Regions from separate parts of the Homo sapiens genome. Here region 2 is linked to region 1. Evidence: read pairs that join two places in POLR2A ChIA-PET (ENCODE). Cell type or tissue: endothelial cell of umbilical vein. All regions are shown on one strand. Links, peaks and the distances in the headings refer to the core of each region. The heading gives the core; the rest is flanking DNA.

Region 1 (5,358 bases), core at 359-5,358:
AGAAGAGAGAGAAGAAACGTGCGTGCATGTGGCATTTTGTCAGCTGCACCAGAAAAGTGATGATGGGGGAGGCGGTGGAAGTCAGTGACTCAAAGCAGGTTCGGGGATTATCTGCTGTTTTCAATTATCCACATTCTTCATCACCATGGAGAATTGAGAATTGGGTGTATTTGCCTCCCCCTCAACACTGGTGCTGGCATTAGAGACGTGATTTGTACTTGGAGCAACTGTGGGTAAAGGACTTAGAATGGTCTCTGTGTAAAATTTCCCCAGCACTGAAATGTCATTAAATAGCTCTCCGTACCTGGCACCTCTTGGTCCCATTAAAAGTAACTGGAAGAGGCCTGTTGTGGCGGTTCATGCCTGTAATCCCAGCACTTTGGGAGGCCAAGGCAGGTGGATCACCTGAGGTCAGGACTTCCAGACCAGCCTGGCCAACGTGGTAAAACCCCATCTCTACTAAAAATACAAAAATTAGCCGGGCATGGTGGTAGGCGCCTGTAATCCCAGCTACTCAGGAGGCTGAGGCAGGAGAACTGCTTGAACCTGTGAGGTGGAATTTGCAGTGAGCCGAGATCATGCCACTGCACTCCAGCCTGGGCGACAGAGTGAGACTCTGTCTCAAAAAATAATAATAATAATAACTGGAAGATAAGCATACCTGAAGAGAAGAGAGCTGATGATTATTGAGCATCTGTGATGCACTCAATACTCATTTTGAGCCAAGGAAACTTCAGCTCAGAGAGGTTTTCTTGCCCATGGTTTGTCATAGCATGGAACGACAAACTGCTCCAAGGCAGGGCCTTCGATCCCAAGGCTTGTCCCCACCCTACCCTTCTCTCAGTGAGCTCAGACCTCTCTCAGAAGACATGGGGGCCCATCTTGGACCTCTGTGGTCCTGTCTGTGTCTACTAATATGCTTTCAATTGCCAGTCAAAAAAAAAAAAAAACCTCAAGAGAGTTTAAAAACAAGGAAATTTGTTATTTCACACACTAAAAACTCAAGAGGTAGAACAGTCCCGGGGTCATTAACTTGGCAGCACATGTCACCATGAGCACTGGCTCTTCCTGACTTTCTGCTCTGCCATCCTCAGCAGGTTGATCACAAGGTAGCCAGGGCACACTGAGGCATCCCATTGCCAACCTTCAAGTGCAACAGCAATGAAGGGAAGCCCCCTGCTGTGGATCTCTTTAATAATGAGAACATTTGTCCCAGAAGTCCCTAGACTTTCCTTTGCATCTCACTGGTCAAAGAATGGGTTAGGCTGGGGCATGGTGCCTCATGCCTGTAATCCCAGCATTTTGGAAGGCCAAGGCGGGCAGATTGCCTGAGGTCAGGAGTTCGAGACCAGCATGGCCAACATGTTGAAACCCCGTCTCTACTAAAAATACAAAAATTAGCTGGGTATGGTGGTGGGCACCTGTAATCCCAGCTACTCTCGGGAGGCTGAGGGAGGAGAACCACTTGAACCCAGGAGGCGGAGTTTGCAGTGAGCTGAGATCGCACCACTGCACTCCAGCCTGGGTGACAGAGCAAGACTCAGTCTCAAAAAAAATAAAAATGAAAAAGGGGGGGTTAAATGCTCAGACCTAAACCAACCACCAAGAAAAGGAAGGAGGAGTACCATCTTGGCTAGACTGGGGCCTGACTTCCTCTGAAGCAGATGGTAACCAGAGGAGTGTGGGCACACGGGGGGCTTAAGGCAGAAGTGGGGGTGCCATTGGCTCCTGGACAGAAGGCACTGCATGGCCACATCCGCCAATCCAGCCAGAGGTCTGAATGCTCCTACTTGTAGGGGTTCTTGTCCCCGGGGCAGCTCCCAGTGTGGACTCTGAGGACATGTGCCAGCTCCGTGTCCTTGTGGCTTAGATAAGAAGGGGTGAGGCACCGGCTCATACCAAAATGGGAACCTGCTGGCCTTATTGTGAGCTTATCTAGAGGACACACACGACCGACTTCATTAGAAAAATTGGGGGAAAAATCTTATTAAAGATTTGTTCTATCACATACCAGGGAAGCAAAGCCTTTCATGAAACCTAATGGGCAATACGGGTGATTTAAACAACTACACGGTACTGAGGTCTTTAATTTCCTGTAGGAAACCTGATGATTATCTGTCTGGAAATGCTTCAGCTCAAGTAGGGATATGTGCGAGTCAGAATGAAAAAGCTCTTTATATTTTCACACTTTAAATCCAGACCCTGTGAAAAGAGATCCTTGTCACGGGAGGCCAATCAAGTTCAGAGAGTCCGACTAACTTTGCCCTCCCCAAATGCCATCAAAGGCAAGTTGGGGCTCCATTAAATGGAGAAAACCAAGGGAGTGACCCCAAGGTCAGCAAGAGATACAAGAAAGAGAAAGACAGAGAGAGAAAGGTAGCAAAGCAAGAGAGACAGAGAAATGCTCCAAGAGACAGAAAGAGACAAAGAGCGAGAACAAGAGACCAGAGAATAGAAAAACAGACGAGAAGGAAAGAGGCAGACAGATGTGGCAAAGGAGGAGAAAGACACAGGGGAGAGAGAAAAACTGAGAAAAGGAGAGAAGAAAGAAAAGCAACAGAACTCGACAGACAAGAGATGGCTAATAATCACCTTTGCAAGATTTCTTAATGATACTAATATTTACCTGTTAGAATTTCCAGTTGTGAGTCCCCTTCTGAAAGCTGTCCTTGCTTTCTGTGTGAGGATAGAGATCTAGGGGTCACACATGTTTTTCTAGCCCAGCAGGATCCAGATGTTTCCAGTTCCTGAACTTGGGTCAAGATCCAGCGTTGAGAGGGTCATTATTCAAAGAGGCCTTGAACACACATGATGTTTAGTTAAACATGGGGTAAGAAAACAGCCAGGACACAAATGAGTTATTCTAATTTTGTGAGTTCAGACCTTTGAACTCAACTCCTCATTCTGGTCTCCTGGCTGGAATGAGGACAACAGTCTATAAACAATCCACATATTCTATCTTCCCTCATAGCACATGTAGGCATCTCTAAAAATAATTCCCAAAGTAGCTTAGGCTCCATTTCCCTCTATTTGTTGCCTAGAGAACTCTTATTCACCCCTCAAGGCCTTGTTCAAATGATCCTGCTTTAGGAGGCCTTCGCTGATCCCCAACATCCTCAAACAGGGTTAGCCATGCTGTATTCCCCTAATACTCTGTCGGGACCTCTGCTGAGGCCCTTCTCACATCACATTGTGATTATGTGTTTATGTTCTCCAGCATCTGGGACAATGCCAGGAACAAAGGAGGAACTCCATAAACACTCGTTGAATAAACGGTTGAGTAAATAAATAAGTCTGCCTCCCTGACAGGATTGTAAGCTGTTCAACTTGTATGGAATTAAGTTGAATCCCAGCACTTCAGAACAAAGGCGCACTTAGTGTCTACCTAGTTCAGCTCTCAATGATCAGTGTGTGGTTCATTACAAATACAAACAACTGAATCTAGCGCTCACCAAGCTCTTCTGACATCCCTGGAAATGCTTCTTTTTTTTTTTTTTTTTTTTTGAGACGGACTCTTGCTCTGTCGCCCAGGCTGGAGCACAATGGCACGATCTCGGCTCACTGCAACCTCTGCCTCCTGGGTTCAAGCGATTCTCCCACCTCAGCCTCCCAAGTAGCTGGGATTACAGGCATGCACCACCACGCCCAGCTAACATCCCTGGAAATACTTTTCTGACCTATGCCAATGTGTAAACATAGGAGAGTCTTAATGTATTTACTTTTCTGAATTTTCACGGTAAATGCTTGCTGATTATTAAAAGTTTGGGAAAAAATAGAAAACAATAAAGAAGCAGAAAGGTCACGTAAAATTCCTCTACCAAAGTAGGTATTGTTAAGATGTGGCATATTTCAGTCTTTTGCTATGCATTGTGTTTTCCTTATACAATTGAGATGACAATGTGTGTATATAGGTTTTAGAGCAGTTGTGCTGTAATTAGTGTGTACCTGATATTTTATGTTCTTGTTTCATTAAAGACAGTCTCATAGTGACAGTAAATCCCATCTCATTAACATATCAACATAACCCCACGTTTTTATTAGATAATGTCATGCTCCTCCCCCATCATATGTCTAGAATTTGCTTAGCCATTCACTCTTCTTAGGCAGTTGGGTGGTTTTCAGTTTTAGTTTCTGGCCATTTTAAGGATCATTGCTCTGAACTTCCAGGAAGTAGGTACATGTGGTTAGAGATAAAACTCCCAATAACATCATCATCCACAGACTCTCAAGTACTGCAGCTCAACCAGCTGAGATGGAAGTGAGGATAATGTGCTCCAGATCTTGCTAGCTGACTCCAGAGGTGGCTCTAGTGACAGTGGCACCCCTGTATCTGGATGTGCATAAAGCATGTGAGCTCAAGGAGGCTGGGACAGGCCTGTCTTGTTGCCCTTGGATTCCCCAAGCCCAGCACAGTGCCTGGCACATGACGAGTGAATGAACAAATGGTGCATGCTTGGACAGACGAATGCACTGTTATGCTCAGACACCTCAGCAGTGTGACTGGAGCCTCAGCCTTCTGTATGTTGTACTGTCTGGAACCCCAGGCCTCTGGGGAATTCTGGGAATGTTCCATGTTAGTGATAGGAAAGTGCTCTGAGCCTCTGGGCTAAAAGCACCGCCCTGCAGCCAGAGCATGCTCCCAGCTGAGCAGTAAATGTGAATGAACGGTGATGAGATGCTAAGGACAATGCTCCCCCAACTCCCAGTGCCCCCCTCCCACATGCCCACACATACCCACTTGCTGCCCACATGTGCCTCTCTCTGCTATCATCTGGGGTCACCTTCAGAGCGTCTATTTGGGCAGATAACCCACCAAGTTAGAAACAACATAATAGACACTTCACTTTGTCATCTGAGGAGCAGCACTACATGCTGGCCAACAAGACAGACCAGCAAGCCCAAGAGTGGCTTTCCAGTCATTTATTCCACAAACACTTCTTGGGCTTCTGCTGTGCCCAACCAGAGAATTAGAGATGAATAATATGTGTGTCCATCCTTGAGGAGTTCACCCTTATGTGCCAAATAGATTCGGCTGTGCCTCCAAAATCATCTCCTGGTCCAGCGTCTCCCCAGCTCAGGCAGATCCCCAGCATCCCCCAGAAGATGGGAGCCGTCCTTGGCACCCAATCCTGTGGACCCAGCCTTGAAGGTAGCTCTCAGCATCGCTTTCCTTCTCTCTCCACCTCCCTGTTCAGACTTAACCCAACACCTTCCTAACTGGTCCCACTCCCACCCCTCCAGCCCTCAAATCCATCTTCCACAGGGCAACAGAAAAGTCTTTTGAAAATGCAAATCTGGCCAGGCGCAGTGGTTCACGCCTCCAATCCCAGCACTTTGGGAGGCCAAGGTGGGCGGATC
Region 2 (5,370 bases), core at 95-5,094, 160 kb after region 1:
CGTTGACCAAGCTGGTCTTGAACTCTTAACCTCAGGTGATCCACCCACCTCAGCCTCCCAAAGTGCTGGGATTACAGGTGTGAGCCATCGCACCCAGCCACATTAAGGGCTTTTAAGGATTTATGGGGCTAACGTATGTGAAGGCAGTGGCAGAGCTGGCACACAGAGGAGCTGCTCTGTAAACGCTGGCTCTCCTTACTGATGTTTGTTATGGTTGAGGATAGATTGACAAAAATGAGGGAACTCAGGTCTGGTTCCTGGAGGGCAGGATCCAAAGAGAGCAGAGAGGGGAAGACTCAGCATTGGTGTGGTAGCAAGCCATGGGCAGAGAGACAAAAAAGCAGGATGAGGAGGACTACAGGAGGACAGGCAGGCCAGGCCTGCACCTGGAGGACAGGCCCGGGGAGGCCCCTGACCCCGTCCACTGTTCACCAGTGATGGAGGTTTGGTGCCGCAATCGCATCCCAGTGGAAGGCAACTTTGGGCAGACCTACGACTCCCTCAACCAGTCTATTCGTGGCCTGGATGGGGAATTTTCAGCCAATATTGACTTCAAGGTAGAAGGCAAGGGCGAGGGTTGGTGGGGGGTAGATAGGGAGTGGGAGGAGGGCATGAGGGAATAGAGCTAGAGGAAGGACAAGTGAGAGGGCACAGGAAAGAGGTGACCAGGGGTGAGGGAGGGGGACAAGGAGGGGGAATGTCGCTGGTGTTGAGGGGGCCCTCTGTTTCCCATCTCCACCCCCGAACACCTGAGATGGGCAGGGGAGGGGAAAGGTGGTGAGGAGGGGACAGTGCCAAGCCTGTGGTTTGTGCAGACTTGGCCTGGGGTGGGAGCTATCAGCCAGATATGAGATGATGTCAGCTGATGTAGGTGCAGGGGAGCAAGACTGTGTCCAGGAGGGTGGTGAGCAGAAGGAAGTGACAACTCCTAGAGGTCCTGGGAGGGCCCCAGGGACACAAGTGGGGTACTGGGGAACAGATGTCATGAAGAGGTGGGACCCAGGTCTGACGAGGTGGCCGCAGGCTGAGTTTGCTCATGTGCCCTCCACCAGGAAGAGAAGCAGGCTGGGGTGCTGGGGCTCAACACAAGCTGGGAGCGCGTGAGCACCGAGGTGCGGGACTACGTGTACCGCCAGGAGGCCCGGCTGGAGTGGGCCCTGGGGCTGCTGCACGTGCTGCTCTCCTGCACTTTCCTGCTGGTCCTGCATGCGTGAGCCATAGTCCCCACCCCAGCAGCCCCTCCTCTGCCCCGGACTGGAGCCCTGCCCTGAGGGAGGCTGTAAGGATGGAACCCTAGCACCTATCCTCACCTCTGAATCTGAATATTATTTACCTTTGTCTTTGTTTACACAAAGTTAAAGGAAAAGTGGACATTTTGTCAGAAGAACATTACCCATGTTCCCACTGCCTTAAAAGGCCAACCGTCTTCATTCATCCACCTCCTTCCAGCCTTTATCCCAATACTGATTTTTTTTTTTTACGTTTAGCTTTGACTTTTGATTTTTTCTTGCCCTTCATATTCCCCTTGGCTCTGACTTTGTGCCATTTTTATCTTTCCATTTTGCTTTCATTTTCTCCTGCCTGCTGCGTTGGCAGCGACTTTCCCTCCATTTAGAACAAAGTCCTCAACCCCACCCAGCCCAGTGTCCAGCTGGGCTGCCCCGGGCCTTGCTCTGCTCTAGCTCCCCTGCTGGTCTCTGGACCCTCTATTTCCCATCTCCACTCCCAAACACCTGAGATGGGCAGGGCTTGGGTGAGGGCTGCCACAGGGCTGTTGCTCTGTCTGCCCCTATGTGGGGGGCCTAGAGTGACTGCAAGTGAGTGGGTATGTGTGTATCTAGGGCCCCATGGGAAGACAAAGATGAAGGAGCTCTATTCCTGCCCCCAATAAGCTCATGATCGCCAGGCATGGCGGCTCACTCCTGTAATCCCAACATTTTGGGAAGCCGAGGTGGGAGGATGGCTTGAGTTGAGGTGTTTGAGACCAGCCTGGGTAACACAGTGAGACCTCGTCTCTACAAAAAATGAACAAAATCAGCCAGGTGTGGGGCACATGCCTGTAGTCCCAGCTACTTGGGAGGCTGAGGCAGGAGAATCACTGGGAGGTCGAAGCTGCAGTGAGCTGTGATTGTGCCACTGCATTCTGCATTCCAGCCTGGTGTCAGAGTGAGAGCTTGTCTCAAAAAAAAAAAAAAAAAAAAAAAGCTAATGATCTAGTTGGGATCATGAGACACCCACAAGACAGAGATGGTTCAAGGGCCATTCTATGGATTGGCTTTTGAGACGTGTATGGGAGCTGGGAAGGTGCCCCTTGGAAGGGCAATAACTGGGCTCCAAATGGCCGCAGATGCGGAACGGTGGTCAAGGAAAGAAGGGTGTCCCTTGCGTAAGGCTCCTGGTATCCATGGGATGCAGAGGGCAGAGGCTGGCCTGGAGAACTGAAGTGGGCATGACCAGAACAGTCTGGAAAGCCCTGCAGGAAGACCTGGAACTGGCGGTGGTGGCAAGATGGCCTCAGGAAGTCTGGAGGGAGGGCGGGAGGCCAGGCTGGGTTGGAGGTTAGGGAGCCTGGCCCGGGTAGAGCATGGCAGGAAGATGGCTTGAGATGGTGGGGGAAGGGGAAAGGTGCAGCGAGGCTCAGAGCCAGCTTGTGGAGGGAAGGAAGGAGGCACAGAGTCAAAAGCTACTTCCAGGCTTTCAAGCTGGGTGAGGTCATGCACTGAAAGGACAGCTGGCGGGAGGGCAGGCCCTGGCTCAGGAAGCCCAGGCACCACCTCTGTGAGCCTCTCCACAAGAGGGCACTCACAGTATGTCTTTGCACTTACAGTAGTTTTAAAGGCAAAGATGTGGATTTTTACAGGGCCCCAGAAGCAATAGCATTGAAACTAATGTTTCACACTTTACAGAGTTTGTTTAATGTACTTTTACAGTTTTAAACACATTTGCAGTAATTAACATTTTTTCCTTAGCAAACTGAAGCATTATGTAGGGCTTTGGGAAATACATGGGGGATAGCTATATATGCAGGCATGCACCCATGCACACGTGCACCGTGCTCAAGGGTAGCCAGGGAGAGCCAGGGTGTATTGGGGGAGGATGGAGATGGTGGTCTGGGATGAGTTTTGCCCCAGCACACTTCCAGGAGATATGCTGCAGGCAAAGCCAAGAGGCAGGAATTTGTGAGTCACAGTGGATTAGGTGATTCCTGAAACCTCAAGGAGTTTCCCCCTCTCTGTAACTCTGCTCGATATTCATCCTGTAAGATGCATGCCTGTCCCTACCTCAGATGCACACATGCAACTCCCTCCCAGACAGGCTGACCATGCCCTCCTCTGAGCCCCCACCTCATCCCCTACTCACTTCTGCTATGTCTCACCCATCATGTAGGGGGATGTCTTCCTCTACACAATTGGAAGGCAGGGACAGAGTCTTCTCCCTGTTATCACCATCCCCTAGCAGTGCCCAGGACATAGATGGTGCTCAATGAATGCTGGCTGGTTGGTTGAATGACTGTGCCTCAAGGAAGCCCATGTTTGGGGATAGATGAGGAGAACCTGGAAGAGATGGAGACATCCCTGCCCATCCACCCACAGGTCTTTCTCCTACATGGACAGCTATAACCATGACATTCGTTTTGACAACATCTACATCAGTACCTACTTCTGCCAGATCGATGACCGCAGGAAGAAGCTGGTGAGTGGGCACGGCACTGCCCGGGGATGCCTTGCTGCTGTGTGCCCTGTGTGGGTTCATGCTCCAGGAAGGCAGAGAGGAAAGGGCAGAGGGCCCTTGGGCTTCCTAACTGTGTGGACATTTGTTTTCCAGGGCAAACGGACTCTGCTGCCACTCCGCAAAGCTGAGGAGAAAACCGTCATCTTCCCTTGCAAGCCCACCATCCAGGCCTCAGAAATGAGCAATGTGGTGAGGACAGCATGGGGAGCGGACTCCTGGGTGCAAAGACAGGCCTGAAGGTGAGGGTGGAGGGTAAAAGGCACCAGAGAGTGCTCCGTGCCCAGGCAGATGGCACTGCCCAGCTCTGCCCCTCCTGCTCCTTGGCCAGGTGAGGGAGCTCCTGGAGACACTGCCCATTCTGCTGCTGCTGGTGGTGCTGTGTGGCTTGGACTGGGCTCTCTACTCCATCTTCGACACCATCCGCCACCACTCCTTCCTGCAGTACTCCTTCCGCAGTAAGCCCATCCCCCAGACACATTCCAGGCCCAAGAGACACCCTCTGGAGAACTCCAATGCCTGCACAGCCACCCCACCCTAGTTCTTCCAACTGTGCCTCGTCCTTCTGCCTCTTTTTTTTTTTTTTTTTTGAGACAAAGAGTCTCGCTCTGTCACCCAGGCTGGAGGAGTGCATTGGCACAATCTCAGCTCACTGCAACCTCCACCTCCCAGGTTCAAGCAGTTCTCCTGCCTCAGCCTCTTGAGTAGCTGAGATTACAGGTGTGAGCCACCACGGCCAGCTAATTTTTCTATTTTTAGTAGAGACAGAGTTTCACCATGTTGGTCAGGCTGGTCTCGAACTCCTGACCTCAAGTGATCCACCTGCCTCGGCCACCCAAAGTGCTGGGATTACAGGTGTGTGCCACTGTGCCAGCCATCCTTCTGCCTGTTCTTTTCCCCTTTCTGTGATTCAGCCCCTCCCTGTCCTCCTCAAGGTCAAATGACAGCCCTGCAACCTGACAGCTCTCACAGCAGGGGAGGGGGGCTCTGTACCCCTTTACACTTACAACTGGGAGCAGGGAGGGGTTAGGATTCAGGAAGGGACAGAAAGACTCAGGCAGCTGAGAAGCATTTCTGTGTCTTGACCCCTCCCTGACATCCACCCCCTTAACACATTCCTGATTTCTCCACCTGCCCTGACTTCCCTACCTGTCCTCCTGGCCGCAGGCAGTCATAAACTGGAGGTGAAGGTCGGGGGAGACTCCATGCTAGCCCGGCTTCTTCGAAAAACCATTGGGGCCCTGAACACCTCCTCAGAGACAGTGATGGAATCAAACAACATGCGTGAGTGATGCTGAAAGTTTGGATCAGAGGAATCGAGGGCGGTGGGGCAAGGGTCAAAAGACTCCAAGGTAAAGAGTTAGGGGCCTGGGCCTTGGGTGTGGAGAGATGGGGGTTGGAGCGCTTGAGCTGGGGAAATCGGAGCAGGGAACACATCTGGGCAGGCTTGAAAAAGGGGAGCATGACCAGCTTCAGTCAGAGGAGTCTGGAGGCCAGGGTCTTGTGGCTAGGGGGCCCCAGCCCTCCAGAGCAGCACTGTCCAACAGGACATTCAGTCAAGATAGAAATCTGCAAGATCTGTGCCACATTGGGCCCAGCGGCTACAGTACTGACAGGGCAGTTCTGCAGTGAGGGGCAGGC

What was found. Peaks named below come from ENCODE experiments on the same cell type or tissue, not always from the same donor. Only the 100,000 strongest peaks of a DNase experiment are listed, where the experiment ranks them.
Region 2: POLR2A ChIA-PET joins it to region 1 with 8 read pairs; 5 of 35 experiments call an interaction of 5 or more read pairs at or near these places.

The regions. Positions count from the first base shown.
Region 1 is chr1:154,882,263-154,887,620 of GRCh38, forward strand. No RefSeq gene overlaps it. Among named protein-coding and RNA genes, the nearest start is that of KCNN3, 15 kb to the left of the region's middle. In endothelial cell of umbilical vein, for the core only: no CTCF peak of the experiment used is centred there; DNase peaks (open chromatin) are centred at 2,019, 2,749 and 3,229; H3K27ac peaks cover 1,223 bases.
Region 2 is chr1:155,042,300-155,047,669 of GRCh38, forward strand. DCST1 (DC-STAMP domain containing 1) reads left to right here. Exons shown (of 17, transcript NM_152494.4): 9 at 436-557; 10 at 1,053-1,210; 11 at 3,594-3,693; 12 at 3,826-3,921; 13 at 4,061-4,187; 14 at 4,897-5,013. It overlaps DCST1-AS1 (DCST1 antisense RNA 1), which reads right to left. Exons shown (of 4, transcript NR_040773.1): 3 at 3,661-3,856; 4 at 2,892-3,554. Among named protein-coding and RNA genes, the nearest start is that of ADAM15, 6.3 kb to the right of the region's middle. In endothelial cell of umbilical vein, for the core only: a CTCF peak has its summit at 2,790 (motif pointing right); a DNase peak (open chromatin) is centred at 2,762.